2 separate regions of the Homo sapiens genome follow, and region 2 is linked to region 1. Evidence: chromatin loops called from intact Hi-C (ENCODE). Cell type or tissue: gastrocnemius medialis. All regions are shown on one strand.

Region 1 (8,000 bases):
AAGTGCTATGAAAATGGAATGGGGAATAGTCAAAGTTACAGGAGGCCCAGTTCTCTTCTGGGGGTGGATGACTATGCCCTAGAAAAAGAAACTTCCTTCTCTGATCTTTGCTTGAACCAGGCTCATCCAGGTCAAGTCGGAATTATTCTACTTTTGATCATATCCCAGCACTGGCAGATTGTAGGGGTCTCCTCCTTCATACCTTCTCACCCCATCATTACCCCTTACAGCGCTATGTACAAAGACAGGTACTCCTGCATAATGCTACCCATTGGCTGGCAAAATGCAGGCTACAAGATATAAAGAAGAAAAGGCTAGGCCAGACACAGTGACTCACGCCTGTAATTCCAGCAGTTTGGGAGGCCGAGGCGGGTGGGATCACCTGAGGCCAGGAGATCGAGACCAGCCTGGCCAATATGGTGAAACCCCGTCTCTACTGAAAATATAAAAATTAGCCAGGCGTGGTGGTGCATGCCTGTAATCCCAGCTACTCGGAAGGCTGAGGCAGGAGAATCGCTTGAACCCAGGAGACAGAGGTTGCAGTGAGCCGAGATCGCACCACTGCACTCCAGCCTGGGTGGCAGAGTGAGACTCTGTCTGAAAAAAAAAAAAAAAAAAAAAAAGAAAGGAAAAAGCCTGAAGTGTGGAAACAAACCTTTGAATCCTATCTGATGCCATTTATTAGCTGATAACTTTCTGCAAGCCACTTACCTTCTCCCGGTTGCTACTACTTCATTTATAAAATGTAAAAATTGTTTCACAAGGTTGTATCAGGATCAAGTAGATGTGTGTTAATATGCTTTGTAAATTAGAAAATGCAATTATAATTACTCAATTTGAAAGTAATTTTAAAACACAAAAACTTTGATTTACAAAACAAGAAGCATTTGAAGTTATCTGAATAAGTACTGTTTGGAAACTGTACAGTTGTGGAAGATAACACAAGGCAAAACACAGGTACTTACGATAGTAATGATCTTGCATTTCGTGCATTTGCGAAATGTACTCTGCGAACTTTTTGTAAGGATCTTGTACCTGATTTCAGAATACCTTTACGTGGTACATTTGAGGAACGATTCATTTTCCCTCCAATGAAGTAATCTGAAAGTACATAAATTAACCCTTTGAGGTCATAATTTATACTATTACACTGTTTGGACAAGACTCAAGTGCCATATGATTGTTGTACTAATTCTGAATCCTTTAAAAAGGAAGGCATTGTGGATCTCTTAAAGTTGCTTACAGTTTACATTCTTTGTGTACTAAAAATATTATATGGTATATGGAAAAGACAAGTAAATCTATCCATAGCCTTCTAACTGGTCTGTCTCCAGTCTTTTTCTCCTCTTATTCATCTTCCACACTACACCTGGAGTTAACTTTTTAACTCAATAATTCAATCTCCTCACTCTCCAGCTGTCTACCAACAAGCTCATTGAGGGCAGGAGGCATCTTGTTAACTACAGAGTCCTCAGTGCCTAGCACAGTGGAGAGTTTTTACATGTTTGTCTAAAAACGTTTTGTCCCAGTTTTATCACCAAATAGCAGTGAGACTTTGGGCAAGTCACTTAACCTCTCAGTGGTTCAGTTCCCTCCTTGGTAAAGTGAGAGGGTATACACTAAATTTCTGATTCCACCTCCAACTTTCTATTCTTTAAAGCAACGAGTTTGGATGCAGTAATGCTCCAATTTGGATGCAGCTCCCAAATTCTTACTCACTGCTTGGTCTCTGTTACTAAACCAGGGGCTCTTTATCATTTCTTTTGGTGCCATGGACCCCTATGGACAGATCTCTTCTAAGAATTGGTTTTAAAACGCATAACATAAAATACATAGGATTACAAGGTGCTCCAATTATATTGAAATCATCAAAATATTTTTTAAAACAAAATTATAGTAAATGTGTCTTCTTAATGCATTAAATGAGCTCTAATAACTACTGTATTTTTGTAGTAACGAGCATAAATATTTCAAGATCCCTGACATGACTGCAATGTAACATGAAAATATCTGTGCTTTCCATTGATGACAAAGTCATCAATGTTAATACTACTGTGGCTTGTTATCTACACTATAATTGAAAGAAACAAAGTTCAGTTAGAGGTTAGTGAAAATGAAGTTGTCATTTTTTCCCCCATACAAGTTCACATACCCCCTGAATTAAGAACTTCTGCCCTAATTTATCAATATGTTTCACATTTTTATGTATGTGTGACGTTACACTGCTGATGCAGAGAGCCTTCTGAGTCTATTCAGTATTTCTCCTTGGGGATGCCTTGGAATATACAATCCTCTTAAGAAAGAGAAAAGCAGCCCTTAACATCTGGGAGCTAAGCTGGGCTTAACTAACACCAAGGCTGGCAGTCACAGCTGGGCCTTGGTGTTACCACTGCTTCCTAACAACACCCGATCCAGAGCAAAGCTCCTGCTTCCTTGAACTCGCCCCAAAATCACCGAACCAAAGCCCAAATCCTATAATAAATCTAACTCTTTTACTGAAATATGTCACTGTGTTCCTACGTGTGCGTTCTCCTTGCAGCAATGAGAAACCCAATTTCTTCAACTACAGGTGTGCCCCTAGTGGTCTTTGGCTGGAGGGCAGTGGCACGTCACTGTACAAATTCTAAATTTTTCCAGATGCTCGCCTGGATGGGGCTTACACTTTTTATAGGATTAGGGCAGAAATACAGAATGAAATAGGAAATACATCCTCATTATGAGACAGTGCAACAATTGTTTTGGCTAGAACACAGGTTTCAAAGGCAGACTAATGGGTTTGGATCCTAGCTTCCCACTTCCTATGTGGTCTTGTACAAATTACTTCTACGTGCCTCAGTTTCTTCATCTATGTATTGGGAATAATAATCATGCCCACCTACTTCCGTTGTTGGAAAGATTAGATGAATGTGAATAAAGAACTTAGATCAGGGCTGCGCATATCAAAGTGCTGTATCAGTGCTTGTTTACTCTTGTTAATAAGATAATTATTGCCATTATCAGTTACTTCTACAAGTATTAAGGGACAAACATTTGATTTCCAGAGAGGAGGCTTACCGCTTGTTTCTTAACGGGAAAAAATAAGGTCAGAGCCTTTTCCGATTAAAGGACACAGCATATTAGTTTAAATTTAAAACCTGAGAAACCTCAAGTCCTTGGTTAAAACCTTTCGTAAGGTAAATCCAGGCCGCCAACCGGCGGCTTCCGGCTGCGAAGCTTTCGAAGCCGCCGGTGGCCCTCCAAGCGCCCCCTCTCGGCAGCCTCTGCTCACAGAAATCCCAGTACACGCCGCTGGGCGCCCAGTCGCCGCTGCAAAGACAGTTTCCCAGCGCCGCGGCAACGCCAGGCGCCTCCCTCCTCGCGCCTCCGCGTACCGTCCACACAGAGCCGGCGCTTTCTTGCCGCCTAGCAACCGCCGGCGCAGGGGCGGAGCCTCCTGGAGGGCGGGGTTTGCGTTCACCCGCTGCCCGGGCGCGACGCGCTGCGGCTCAGCGACGCGGCTTCTAGAACCGGGTGATTGAACTAAACCTTCGCCGCACCGAGTTTGCAGTACGGCCGTCACCCGCACCGCTGCCTGCTTGCGGTTGGAGAAATCAAGGCCCTACCGGGCCTCCGTAGTCACCTCTCTATAGTGGGCGTGGCCGAGGCCGGGGTGACCCTGCCGGAGCCTCCGCTGCCAGCGACATGTTCAAGGTGAGAGCGTGGAGTCGAGTCACAGCTGTCACCGCCCCCTCCCGGCCGCCCGAGCCCTCCCCGCGCTCTCTTGGGGCCTCTCTGCAGCCAGGCCTGGCTCACCCCGAGGCTTTTCCCGCCACTGGGCCGGCTGCGTCCCGGCCCCGCGGTTCATTCACTGGTCTACTGGGGATGAGCGGCTGCCGGGCGGAGGCGGGAGACCCCCGGGTGGGTGGGGGCGGCCCTTTGGGTTGTGCTTTCGTGAATTAAACACTTTGAAAATTTAAAGTGCCTTCCCCCAAAGTACCCATCCCCTCGGCTAGTACCCTCTTGGGATCGTGGGTAGGGTGAGGCCAGCTCAGGGCACTGTGGGGTTCGCGGCTTTAGTTGCCTGGCAGGGTCAGGTTTCAGAACCTGATGTGTGGATGGGGGAGGGTCATTTTAGGAGAAGCTGTGCAGGGTATGGGGGAGGCTGGGGTGGGATGGCTGGGTGACGAGGGAAGCTGGAGCTTTGCTCCACTCCTCAGGGAACATTATTTAATACGGGCCAGTGGACCCCCTTCCCTGCGTTTTGTGAACTCGTGTCCTTTGGAAAAAAATCGACTTTTACGATGAAGACTTAATTTCGAAAATCTGCACTTTAGCATAAAGCCATTATTCTACTTTTTAAAAAGTAAATTATATGTATTTTGTCATAAAAAATCACAGGCTACCAGAAATTAATCTACAAAATTGAGTCTTCAAGAAGCATAGTACCCATAAAATAGTGCTAATGAAATCTCAGAATTGTACTATTCATTTAAAAGTTTTATTGAGCTCTGCAATGTGCTTTGGGTACGTTAATAAAGGCTGTAAAATCAGAACATGCATTCTGCCTTCTAGTCCTGGCATTGCCACTTTCTAGCTGTGTGACCTTGGGCAAGTCACTGTGCCTATCTTCCTTTGGTGAAGTTGGGGTAATAACATCTACCTCATAGGGTTGTTATAAGGAGTAAGTTGGTATGTGTAAAGCACTTGGAAAAGGCCTAGTATTTGCTCTTACTCTGTTTTCAGGCAGCTCACAGTTTAGTCAGGAAGACAGATCCTATAATCAACATTCATTTGATAAATTTGTGTGTTAAACACCTGTTATGTGCTAGGAGCTCAGCTCCATTTCAGGGTTACAACAAGGAAAGATATGCTGTGGCCAGTTTAACTATATGTGTACCAACAGTGTAGTAAAGTAGTAAAAAGGAGAGCAGGATCCACTTGGCTTAACCAGGGGTTCCTAACCTGGGGCCCTCAGCTCCTCAAAGGATCTGCACATAGATTTCAGAGGATCCCTGAACTTTGATGGGGAAAAAACATAACTATTTTTAGCAATCTCCAATTGGAATTGAGCACTTCCTTTAGTTACGCATATGGGTAATGTCTCAGTTATCTATTGTTGGGTAACAAATCACTGCAAACCAGTGCCTTAAAACAAGAATTGTTTCTCAAAATCTGGGTTGGCTGGGCAGTTCTGCTGGTGACTTGACTGAAAGTTGGCTTCACTCCCATGTCTGGGGGCTTGGTGCCCCTCCATGTGCCTAGGTTGGACTTCCTCACTTGGTTACTGACTTCCAAGAGGGCAAGTCCCAAGGCACAAACACAGCATCATGTTTGCTGATGTCAAAACAAGTCACGTAGCCAAGTCCAGAGTTGATATGGTGGGGAACCACACAAGGTCATAGATATGAGTTGGTGCACTTCGCTGGGGGCCATTCATTTTACAAGTTCCTACTGTAACAAATCACAGTAGTATTAGCAGTACCTGTTACCAGTAGAAGTCACAGTACCAGCACAAGTCACAGACATTTTCATATTACATTACAGTTGTTGCAGATGTCAAAATATCACTTATGCTCATTACTACTTCAGAACTATGGTAGTTATAAGACTCACTGCTAGATCTTTTTGTTTAGTGGGCTAGTAAAGAAGCACATACTGCTTATATCAGATATTTGAGTTTAAAAAATAAGATTATTTCAATATAGTTGGGACTTTTTTGTATGCAATTAGAAGCATTATTTTGAGAAGGAGTCTATAGGACTCACTGACGGCCAAAGAGGTCCACGGCAGAAAAAAAGGTAAGGAACCCCTGGGGACTTCAGAGAAGGCTTCACAGACGGGACACTTAAATTTAGTTTTGAGACAGGTAGGAGTTCTTCAGGTAAAAGGGGTGGGGAACATCAGTGGTATTCCATTGGGGGAAGTGCTGGAAGCTCAGTTTTGATGTGTCAAGGGAAAGACATAGTGAGCTGAGATTATTATTATTATTATTATTGTTATCATTATTATTTTTTTCAGACAGAGTCTGGCCCTGTTGTCCGGGCTGGAGTGCAGTGGTGCGATCTTGGCTCACTGCAGCCTCCGCCTCCTGGGTTCAAGTGATTCTCCTGCCTCAGCCTCTGAGTAGCTAGGATTACAGGCGCCCGCCACCACGCCTGGCTAATTTTTTTGTATTTTTAATAAAGACGGAGTTTCACCATGTGTTGGCCAGGCTGGTCTCGAACTCCTGACCTCGTGATTCGCCCGCCTTGGCCTCCCAAAGTGCTGGGATTACAGGTGTGACCCACCGCGCCCGACTGAACTGAGATTATTTCAGGTGAACATGTACTTTGGGTAGAAAAGATCACAACAAACCTTGGAGGACACCAAAATGTAGGAGTAGGCAGAGGAAAGGGGGAGGCCAGACTTGAGAAGCAGAAGTAGGAGCAGAAAAGAGTGATGTTTAGAAAATCGAGGGAGAAAAGTTTCAAGGAGAAATGGCTATGTTAGGATGCTTTCAGCTGGGAAAACCCAACTGCTTAAATAGTAAGGAAAATTCTCTCACAAAGTCCAGAGGAAGAATGGATTCCAGGCTCTGATTCAGTTGGTCAACAGTGTCAGGCCAGGCACGGTGGCTCACGCCTGTAATCCCAGCACTTCGGGAGGCCGAGGCGGGCGGATCACGAGGTCAGGAGATCGAGACCATCCTGGCTAACATGGTGAAACCCTGTCTCTACTAAAAATACAAAAAATTAGCCGGGTGTGTTGGCGGGTGCCTGTAGTCTCAGCTACTCGGGAGGCTGAGGCAGGAGAATGGCAAGAACCCGGGAGGCGGAGGTTGCAGTGAGCTGAGATCGCACCACTGAACTCCAGCCTGGGAGACAGCGAGACTCCGTCCCAAAAAAAAAAAAAAAAAAAAAACCAGTGTCATCAAGGACCCATCTCTTCTTGGGTTTCCACAGTCAGGTTGGTTTCCTTTAGGGTTGCAAGATGACTACTAGTAACATACACACTTTCTCATTCTCTAGAGCAAGAGGAGGAGGAGAGAGAAAAAACTCCCACACTTGGTCCTTCAGTCTGATTGGACCAACTTAGGTCAGTTGTCTGACCCTGTAACAGTTGTCAGAGGAATGCCATGATCTGATTGGCTTAGACTAAACAGGATCAACCCAGGGTGGCGTCACTTAATCACAGGGGAGAGGAATGCATTCATGAACACAATGGAGTTCTTTTAGGAAGGAAGAGGGAGAATAGAGACTGGATATGCAACCAACAATGTCCATGACGGAGATATAAGCTAGATGAGATATGAGTTAGTTACATATCATGAGTCGTGTTCACTGATTTGGGCACTTTGGAAAGCTTTCATGATCCTTATACTTTAGGTTTACTGATGGAAGTGAAGGGTAGATTAACCTGGGTTGGTGACTGAGGGCCAAGTAAGTGGACACTATGATGGTTGATAAGCTTGACTATCAAGGGAAGGAGAGAGAATTTGGTAACTAGAAGGATATGTTCAGTCAAGATTCTAGAGAGAATACCTCAGCTGTGCAAGGGAGAGATATTCCCACCCGAGAGATGGAAGGAAAAGAAAGGTGCGAGAGATTGTAGACCAGTGGTTCTCCATAGAATGGTACGACTCAACAGAATGGTATGTTTTGGAAACTTGTGGGGTTGTTCTTTTTTTCTTTTTTCGTTTTTAACTTTGCAAAAATTATAACTGAAAATGGGGTTGTTCTTTATGTCTTTAGTTGTGTTGAACATTTACATACTGAAATATAATTCACATAAATCTTTCCTTTTTATTCACCTTTATGCTACCATCAGAGTATACTGATTTACTTTTTGGACTTATGCATGTAACTTAGTGATGAATTTTATTTCAGGATACCAGAAGAGTGTCAGAAAATATTTGTCATAAAATGGTGATGTTAGGTCTAGTAGTTGAGAACCAGTGCTTGTCAAACTTTAATGGGCATGTGACTCTTGTTAAAATGGATTCCAATTCAGTAGGTCTGGGATGCGGCCTCAAATGCTCCATT
Region 2 (8,000 bases), 790 kb before region 1:
GGGAGACAAGTAGCAACTGGCTCTAAACAATATTTAGAGATAATAAATGCCTTAAAAGAGATTCAGCCAAAGCACCCGGAAATTCAAAGAAGGAACAGATTGAGGGCTGGAGAAATTTAACAAAGATGGCTCTGAGGGGATTATTGGTATATCACTTATTTCAAGGCCTCAGTTGGTTATGACACAGGACATTACTAAAACAACTACAGGGACTTAAATGGTTTGTCAAAAATTACTGAAATATCAGAGGACTTCAGCGTTTATTCATTCAACTTTTGAATTATTCATGCTCCGATCATCATAAACTGACCGTTCCACACACACACTGAAAAAAATTCAAGCGGATGCAGTGGCTCACGCCTGTAATCCCAGCACTTTGGGAGGCTGAGGTGGGTGGATCACCTGAGGTCAGGAGTTTGAGACCAGCCTGACCAACATGGTGAAACCCCAACTCTACTAAAAATACAAAAATTAGCTGGGTGTGATGGCAGGCACCTGTAATCCCAACTGCTTAGGAGGCTGAGGCAGGAGAATCCCTTAAACCCAGGAGATGGAGGTTGCAGTGAGCCGAGATTGCACCACTGCACTCCAGCCTGGGTGACAGAGCGAGACTCTATCTCAAAAAAAAAAAAAAAAATTCATCCACAGAATTAAAGACTTTCACATACCCACTGATGAAAAACTAAGTCAAGCATAACAGTGCTGCCTGTCAACTACGAGTTTAGGCTCAGCATGATTGCCATCTATGTCTGTGAAATCTAGTATTTTACTGTGTTTGGTGCTAATTAATTTATAAAAAGGAGCAGGCAAAGAAAAGAAGTATGGATAAGAGGCAGCCTAAAACTCCAACCCCACTAGAATGTTCATAACAACATTAAGCTGCTTGACTAAGTGTTTGACTGAAATAGAAGATACAATTTAAAGAACATGTACCAAATGCTGGCAATAAACTGCTGGAAACTATAGCCTAAAGGTAAGGCATAATTAGAGATCTTATTTTTTTCTAGCTTTCTAGAAATGGAATCTCTCTTTATAATATCACACTCTATTGTTTGACTTTCACATTTGACTTTTAAATCCATTTTCAGAAAGACATTAAGTAAAAATTAAGGAATAAAGGTACTTAATGATGACAGCCACAAAAACTTGGATGTCACTCAAATGATTTCAAAAATCGTGAACAGGCCTACATGAAAAGGCTTTGAAGATTACTGAACATGACCCCTGAAAGTGAAAAGCGATTCCCCTCAAGACTCCCTTGATGCCTGACATCTGTAGGTCTTCAAATGCACTTACTCCATAGGCAACAATGTTCCACTACACAGGCAACAATGTTCCACTACACAGGCAACGTCCCACTACACAGGCAACAATGTTCCACTACACAGGGTTTAGGGTACAATCACAAATAAGACAGAGCTGCCTGTCCAAAAGAGGCCCCCAGTCAAGTAAAGCAAAGTACCTGAAATTACCATCACAATATAAACATGGTGCCATAGAAAAGGTAAGAACTCAGTACTGAGGAAATGTACAGAGGAGAGAGCTGTTAATTTTGCCTGGAAAATCAAGGAAGGCTTCACAGGAGAGGTTTCCAATACAGGCCTAGAAAAAGGAGTCAAATTTCACAGAGAACAAAGTAAAAAGTGGCACAAGCAAAAGAAGAGGCATGAGCCAAATTACAAAGGGATGAAAATGCATAGTGTATTCAGAAACTGAGAGAACTCAGTGTGCAAGGTAAATTCGACAAGGGAGTGTAGAGTGAGTAGGAGAACCAGGTTAGGGAGAAGCAGCACATTCCAGCTCTGCCATTTACTGGGTGACATGAGAACACCGGTTAACCAGTTAAGCAGCAGACAGGTGTCTTGTTATTTAAAGCAGCCTAGCATCTGAAACTGTTTGTGAAATCCGGCCCCCATCCCTTATAAGTCTTGATGAGACGCAGAGCCTATGCCCCATTACAGAAGCTGAAAAGGTTGATGCTCTTTCCCAGACACCCTTGCAGCCTAGAGCATGGGCATATAAAATAGGCGCTACCGATTAGGAACACCTGCTCAGACATTAAATCAGAAGCTAGTGTCACAAGGAAGGGGGCATGGGTTTTAAAAGATTCTACAAGTAGCAACAGCTGCAGAAGGATTACAAAACCGGCAACAATGTCAGCAATGTCCTAAGGTATGAGCTATAGCATCAAGTACTTGCTCGTGGTTGGCAATGACCTCCTCACTGGCCCATTTTTGTGGCACAATTTCACTCACTGTTCCTGGCTAAACAGCTCCCAGACTGGCTTACTAGTCCTCCTGGAGTTTCTGTGAACACAATATTCTTCTAACAAATTCTAACCAATCTGGTAGAGTTGGTTCCTGCAGCTTACAGATAGGGGCTCTGACTGATGCAGAGCCTCAGGGTCCACATCTGTGAAATGGGGATAATCATGTCTGCTTCAAAATCTGTTAAGGATTACATGAAGATGCCTATCTTACTTTGCACTTAGCAATATAGGAGCGGCTCATGTAACGCTTCCGCGTGTGAAGTCAAACACACATCCACATACCCCACACACACCATACCTAAGAGTACCAAGGTCTAGCTTTAGAAGGCAAAAACAAAGCAAAGCCGTTTTCTGCATATGATTAGATGTTTACCATCTGTACTTCATGAAGACAAACCATGTCCAGCCTACCCACCATCATAATGCCAGAGCCTGGCAGAAGGCTTATACCTAGTAGGTATATAATAAATATTTGCTGAATGAACCAATGAATGAACCACTGTACCTGCTTTTTTGATCATTAAACTTTCCCTGGCCGGGCGCAGTGGCTCATGCCTGTAATCTCATCACTTTGGGAGGAAGAGACAGGTGGATCACCTGACATCAGGAGTTCAAGACCAGCCTGGCCAACATGGTGAAACCCTGTCTCTACTGAAAATACAAAAAATTAGCCGGTGTGGTGGTGGGCACCTGTAATCCCAGCAACTCGGGAGGCTGAGGCAGAACTGCTTGAACCCAGGAGGCAGAGGTTGCAGCCAGCTGAGATCACGTCACTGCACTCCAGTCTGGGCAACAAGAGGGAAGCTTTGTCTCAAAAATAAATAAATAAATAAAAATTCCCTGATCTTTTTTCATATATAGTAACAGCTAGTTACAGACCTTTCAACTTTTCACTGCCATTATCAAGGTGCCCTGCCTGCTAATACTGAAGAAAAAAAAAAGCCTACATTTTGTTTTTTGGAGTATGTCTCCAATGCTTCACGTAGGTAACTTAGCAAAAAAAGAATAAGCATGAAAAAAATCCAGCTACAAAGGTTTAAATATTTGTTTCAAAATTACCATCTGGAGTATCTCTATCCTCCCCAAAAGCAGACAGACACTAGCTTACAGCAGTCTTTCAGGTAACAATCCTTCAGTCTGCTCTAAAGGAAAAATTCCAGTCACAAGTCCCCAGCAACTACTTAATGAACACCATGACCTAAGAGGAGTCTCAAGATTGCACAGTATCCTCCAAAGTGATTTCCTGATGTTCATAGATGACGTAGTTTTTAGGATGAAGAAAGGGCTTAGTGGCAAATCACTGATAGAGGCCTGCAAAGACTGTTCGTTCACATACTTACACCCAACATCCTATCTGTAATCCAGGCAGGTCGACTCTCCAAAATAGTCTTAAAAAACGAACGGCTAGAACAAATTGAAATCTGTGACTCACAACTAGGTGAATGCAAAGGAAGCTGATTAGGAAGCGAGTTCTCATTAATGGTGATGTATCTGAATGACAGGAGAGGTGACGCTTGAGCTAACAAAGTGAAGCATCTGATTTTAAGTTAGAAGTTAACTGAAGTCACGCTTTAGTTGAACACTTAAAAAATCAGACAAATCTATTTGCATTTTTGTATTCTATTTTTGGAAATAAAAGACACCCCTGACAAACGGAGTGATATACAGGGGATCCGAAATGCCCTAAATTGATGCCATTTTTTTGAAACTTCACCAGGAATGACTAGATTGTGAACAGGATTTCTACGCAGCACTTGAAGAACTTTCCAAAGAATCTGAAAGAAAAATTGTTAATGCATAAAGTAGAAACCCATTACCTAAAAATACAAAACGCGTTATTCCCCGATGACAGCACTTAGAGCTTTCTTTCCTGCTTAGTTACAATGTATAAAATTTTCCTGGAAGTTCCTACAAAAAGGGACACAGATCTGTTCTGTTCAAGCCTTCAAGTGGATACTTAGGGAGATCGCAGTGAAATACTTTCGGCCCCACGGGGCCAGTCTCAATAAAGTTATACCCAGCACGTGGGTGCAACTCACCAAAAGAAATAGAAACGCAATCGACTGTGGAGACTCTCAGTGGCAGAGGTGAGACAGCCTCCCAAACAAAAATCCCTCCAGGCTCTGGTCCTCCAAGAGCAAACCGCGCCTAAAGGAAGCCCGGTCCGACGCCAGAAGGGCCCCCGCCGGGGACGACCAAGGTCTGCGCCCAAACAAACCCGGGTGTGCGCCTCCCTCAGAACCCCCACCACCGGCAATCATGCCACTGTCCCAACCCGGAGCCCCGCGCGCGGAATTGTCCCTCACCACTCGCCCCTATCTCACAGTCGTCGCCGTGCACAGGTGCCATGGTCCCGAATCTCCCGATTCCGCGCCAACCAGCCCAAAACTGGCGCGGGGGCCGAGACAGGCGCCAGCCTGAAAGCCAATCAGCGGCTCGGGAGGCTGCGGACTTCCGGCCGGAAGGCCACTGACGTGCCGCGCCGCGCCGCGCTCCGCCCCCGGCCTTCCCGCGGACGCGCGTTTGGCGCCCTGTGATGACCCCTTAGGGAAAAGCTAGAGCTGAGGGGAAGCCGGAGGAGAGCAGGAGAAAGAAGCGGTCGGGCGCTGGAAAGGAGCCGCCTGGAGACTGCGCAAGCGCACGCATGCTGATGGGAAAAGATTTGGGCGCGTGGGAGAAAGGGCGCTCTGGTTCTCAGAGCCCATTTTCCCGGAAAGGAGGCGCGGGCGGGCAGGAGAGTGGGCGTGGTTGGATCGTTTTCCCCAGAGCCGGGAAAGCGACTGCCTCCTGCTGCGCGCCCTGAATTTTGCCTGATAGTTTGCTTCTCAGCAGTCTGGATACAGTGGCTGTGTGATTAACAACTTAAAGATATATGCTCCGTCTTAACCAAATAACCAGAAGTAGCATTACCAATAAATGGCCATCTGATCTCATATGCCTCCTGATGTAATGCGTATGAAAAAGGAAAAACTTCGCCTATATGGTCTTCTTGCAAAAAATGTCTAACCTGAATCTAACCATGAAGAAACAATCAGATGTATTCAAAATGTAGGACAATCTACAAAACACCTGACGTGAACTCCAAAATTTCAATGTTATGAAAAACAAAAAGGGTATTCAATTTTTGTGTATGATACAATGGCTGTAATGTGTACATCTCATGTTATCTCTTTCCAAAAAGGTATAACATTTTTATTAAATAATGCCTGCCACACATTTGTATTTTTTCCTACATTATTGCCCACATGCTTATTGATCCCTTCTTCATGTGACAACAATTTTGTAATATTTTCTCCAAAGAGGATATAAAGATAATTCAATCTGTCTTCTAGCATGGTTGATCAATACTTGTTTCTTAATTTCTGATTGTTTAGAAAATGTCTTTCAGCTTCATAATCATTTAATATCATGTTATGTGATCCATATGTTGTGATACATAACATGTAGTAATTTACACTTAGACATAACTTCCTATTTAAAGTACTACGACAGATTTATTCCTACACTTCCCTTTTAAAAACTGATGGAAGTTTTATAGTTTTATTATCAAGCTTTTTCCAACCAGGAGAGAACCATGTTGGCTAGTCATTAATAAGAACCAAATCCTTACCTTAACAATTTCACAGCTGATTACTTCCCACATGCCCGGGTATAACTCTAGGCATTTCAAACCTCTTTTCTCTTTCACTACTGCTGTGGTCTGAATGTTTCTCTCCACATAAAATGTATGCGTTGAAACCTAATCACCAGTGTGGTGGTGTTAGGAGGTAGGGCCTCTGGGAGGTGATTAGGTCATCAGCAGGAACCCTCCCTCATGAATAGGATTAGTGCCCTCGGAAAAGAGGCTCCAGAGAGCTGCCTTGCCCCTTCTTCCATGTGAGAACAGAGCAATAAGGCACCATCTATGGACCAAAAAGTGGGCCTACCCCAAACACTGAATCTGCCGGCACCTTGATCTTGGAATTCCCAGCCTACAGCACTGTGAAAAATAAATTCCTGTTGTTTATTAGCCACCCAGTTTGTGGTATTTTGTTATAGCAGCCTGAACAGACTGAGACAATGACCCACATACTTTGTGGGAAAAGACCTGTAGGACACTTTCTCTTTTTGAGATGGAGTCTCGCTCTGTCATCCAGGCTGGAATGCAGTGGCACCATCTCGGCTCACTGCAACCTCCACCTCCCAGGTTCAAGCGACTCTACTGCCTCAGCCTCCCGAGTAGCTGGGATTACAGGCGCCCGCCACCACACCTGGCTAATTTTTGTATTTTTAGTAGAGATGGGGTTTCACCATGTTGTCCAGGCTGGTCTTGAACTCCTGACCTCAGGTGATCCACTCATCTCAGCCTCCCAAAGTGCTGGGATTACAGGTGTGAGCCACCATGCCAGGCCAGACACTTTCATACCATGATATGTCTTCTGGCCCTACACTTTCAGTTCAAAACTCCTGGTAAGTCATCACACTGGGGTAGAAATATTCCTGGAAGCTATTCCTACACCAAGAAGTCTATGAATAACAGCCCGGCGCTGTGGCTCACGCCAGTAATCCCAGCACTTTGGCAGGCCGAAGCTGACAGATCATGAGGTCAGGAGTTCAAGACCAACCTGACCAATATGATGAAACCCCATCTCTACCAAAAATACAAAAATTAGCCGGGTGTGGTGACAGGCGCCTGTAGTCCCAGCTACTTGGGAGGCTGAGGCAGAAGAATAGCTTGAACCCGGGAGGCAGAGGTTGCAGTGAGCCGAGATTGTGCCAGTGCACTCCAGCCTGGGTGACAGAGTGAGACTCTGTCTCAAAAAAAAAAAAAAGTCTATCAATAACTTAAGTATATATGGCTTAAGTATATATGTGGGTTAAGTGCCTTCGACCCACATAAATAGAAGAAATAAGCCCAAACTAAATGCAATATCAACTCCATTTCCCCATAGTGGAATCCCAAAATGCCTATGCCTATTTCACTGCTACTATGCAAGAAGCGAAGTGTATCAGAGGGACAGTTGGAGGTTCTCAAGAGCTGATTGTTAAATATTCCAGTATTTTGTAATCTCCATGTTAAACTGTTGGTAGCTTGAAATCAGTCATGGTGGGAATATTTACACCCTGGAAATTGGCAAGTGGTACAAATCAGAGCTTTTTATTTTTTTAAGGTTTACCAGCAAACCACCAAGTGGAAAGTAGTCATATCTGATTGCAGCTAAAATATCTTACTTTTGTAGATCTACCATTTGATCCAGCAATCCCACTCCTGGGTATCTACCCAGAGGAAAAGAAGTCATTATACATGATAGATACTTGCACGCGCATGTTTACAGCAGCACAATTTATAATTGCAAATATATGGAACCAGCCCAAATGCCCATTAATCAACAAGTAGGTTAAAAAAAGTGAGATATGTGTATATATACATATGTGTGTGTGTATATATCTCACACACACACACACACACACACACACACACACACACACCATGGAATACTACTCAGCAGTAAAAAGGAATGAAATAAAGACATTCGCAGCAACCTGGATGGAATTGGAGACCATTATTCTAAGTGAAGTAACTCAGGAATGGAAAGCCAAACATTGTGTGTTACTCGTAAGTGGGAACTAAGCTACAAGTATCCGAAGGCATACGAATGATACAATGGACTCATTGTATCATAAGAATGATACAATGGGGACTCTGGGAAAGGTGAGAAGGAGGTGAGGGATAAAAGACTACACATTGGGT

What was found. A loop is a pair of places that touch in the nucleus more often than their neighbours do. Peaks named below come from ENCODE experiments on the same cell type or tissue, not always from the same donor. Only the 100,000 strongest peaks of a DNase experiment are listed, where the experiment ranks them.
Region 2: it touches region 1 in a loop (5-fold over the local background); 2 of 110 quality-filtered maps call a loop at or near these places.

What each region holds. Positions count from the first base shown.
Region 1 is chrX:23,903,384-23,911,383 of GRCh38, reverse strand. It overlaps APOO (apolipoprotein O), which reads left to right and starts at 3,446. Exons shown (of 9, transcript NM_024122.5): 1 at 3,446-3,690. The coding sequence starts at 3,682. It overlaps CXorf58 (chromosome X open reading frame 58), which reads right to left and starts at 3,378. Exons shown (of 9, transcript NM_152761.3): 1 at 3,055-3,378; 2 at 966-1,101. The coding sequence starts at 1,081. RefSeq lists an enhancer at 3,487-3,696 and a silencer at 3,877-4,046. In gastrocnemius medialis, a CTCF peak has its summit at 3,257 (motif pointing left); DNase peaks (open chromatin) are centred at 3,333 and 3,653; H3K4me3 peaks cover 1,739 bases; H3K27ac peaks cover 3,058 bases.
Region 2 is chrX:24,690,580-24,698,579 of GRCh38, reverse strand. POLA1 (DNA polymerase alpha 1, catalytic subunit) reads right to left here and starts at 4,662. Exons shown (of 37, transcript NM_001330360.2): 1 at 4,576-4,662. The coding sequence starts at 4,618. RefSeq lists enhancers at 4,401-4,490, 6,193-6,693 and a silencer at 4,681-4,840. In gastrocnemius medialis, no CTCF peak of the experiment used is centred here; a DNase peak (open chromatin) is centred at 4,859; H3K4me3 peaks cover 1,363 bases; H3K27ac peaks cover 1,445 bases.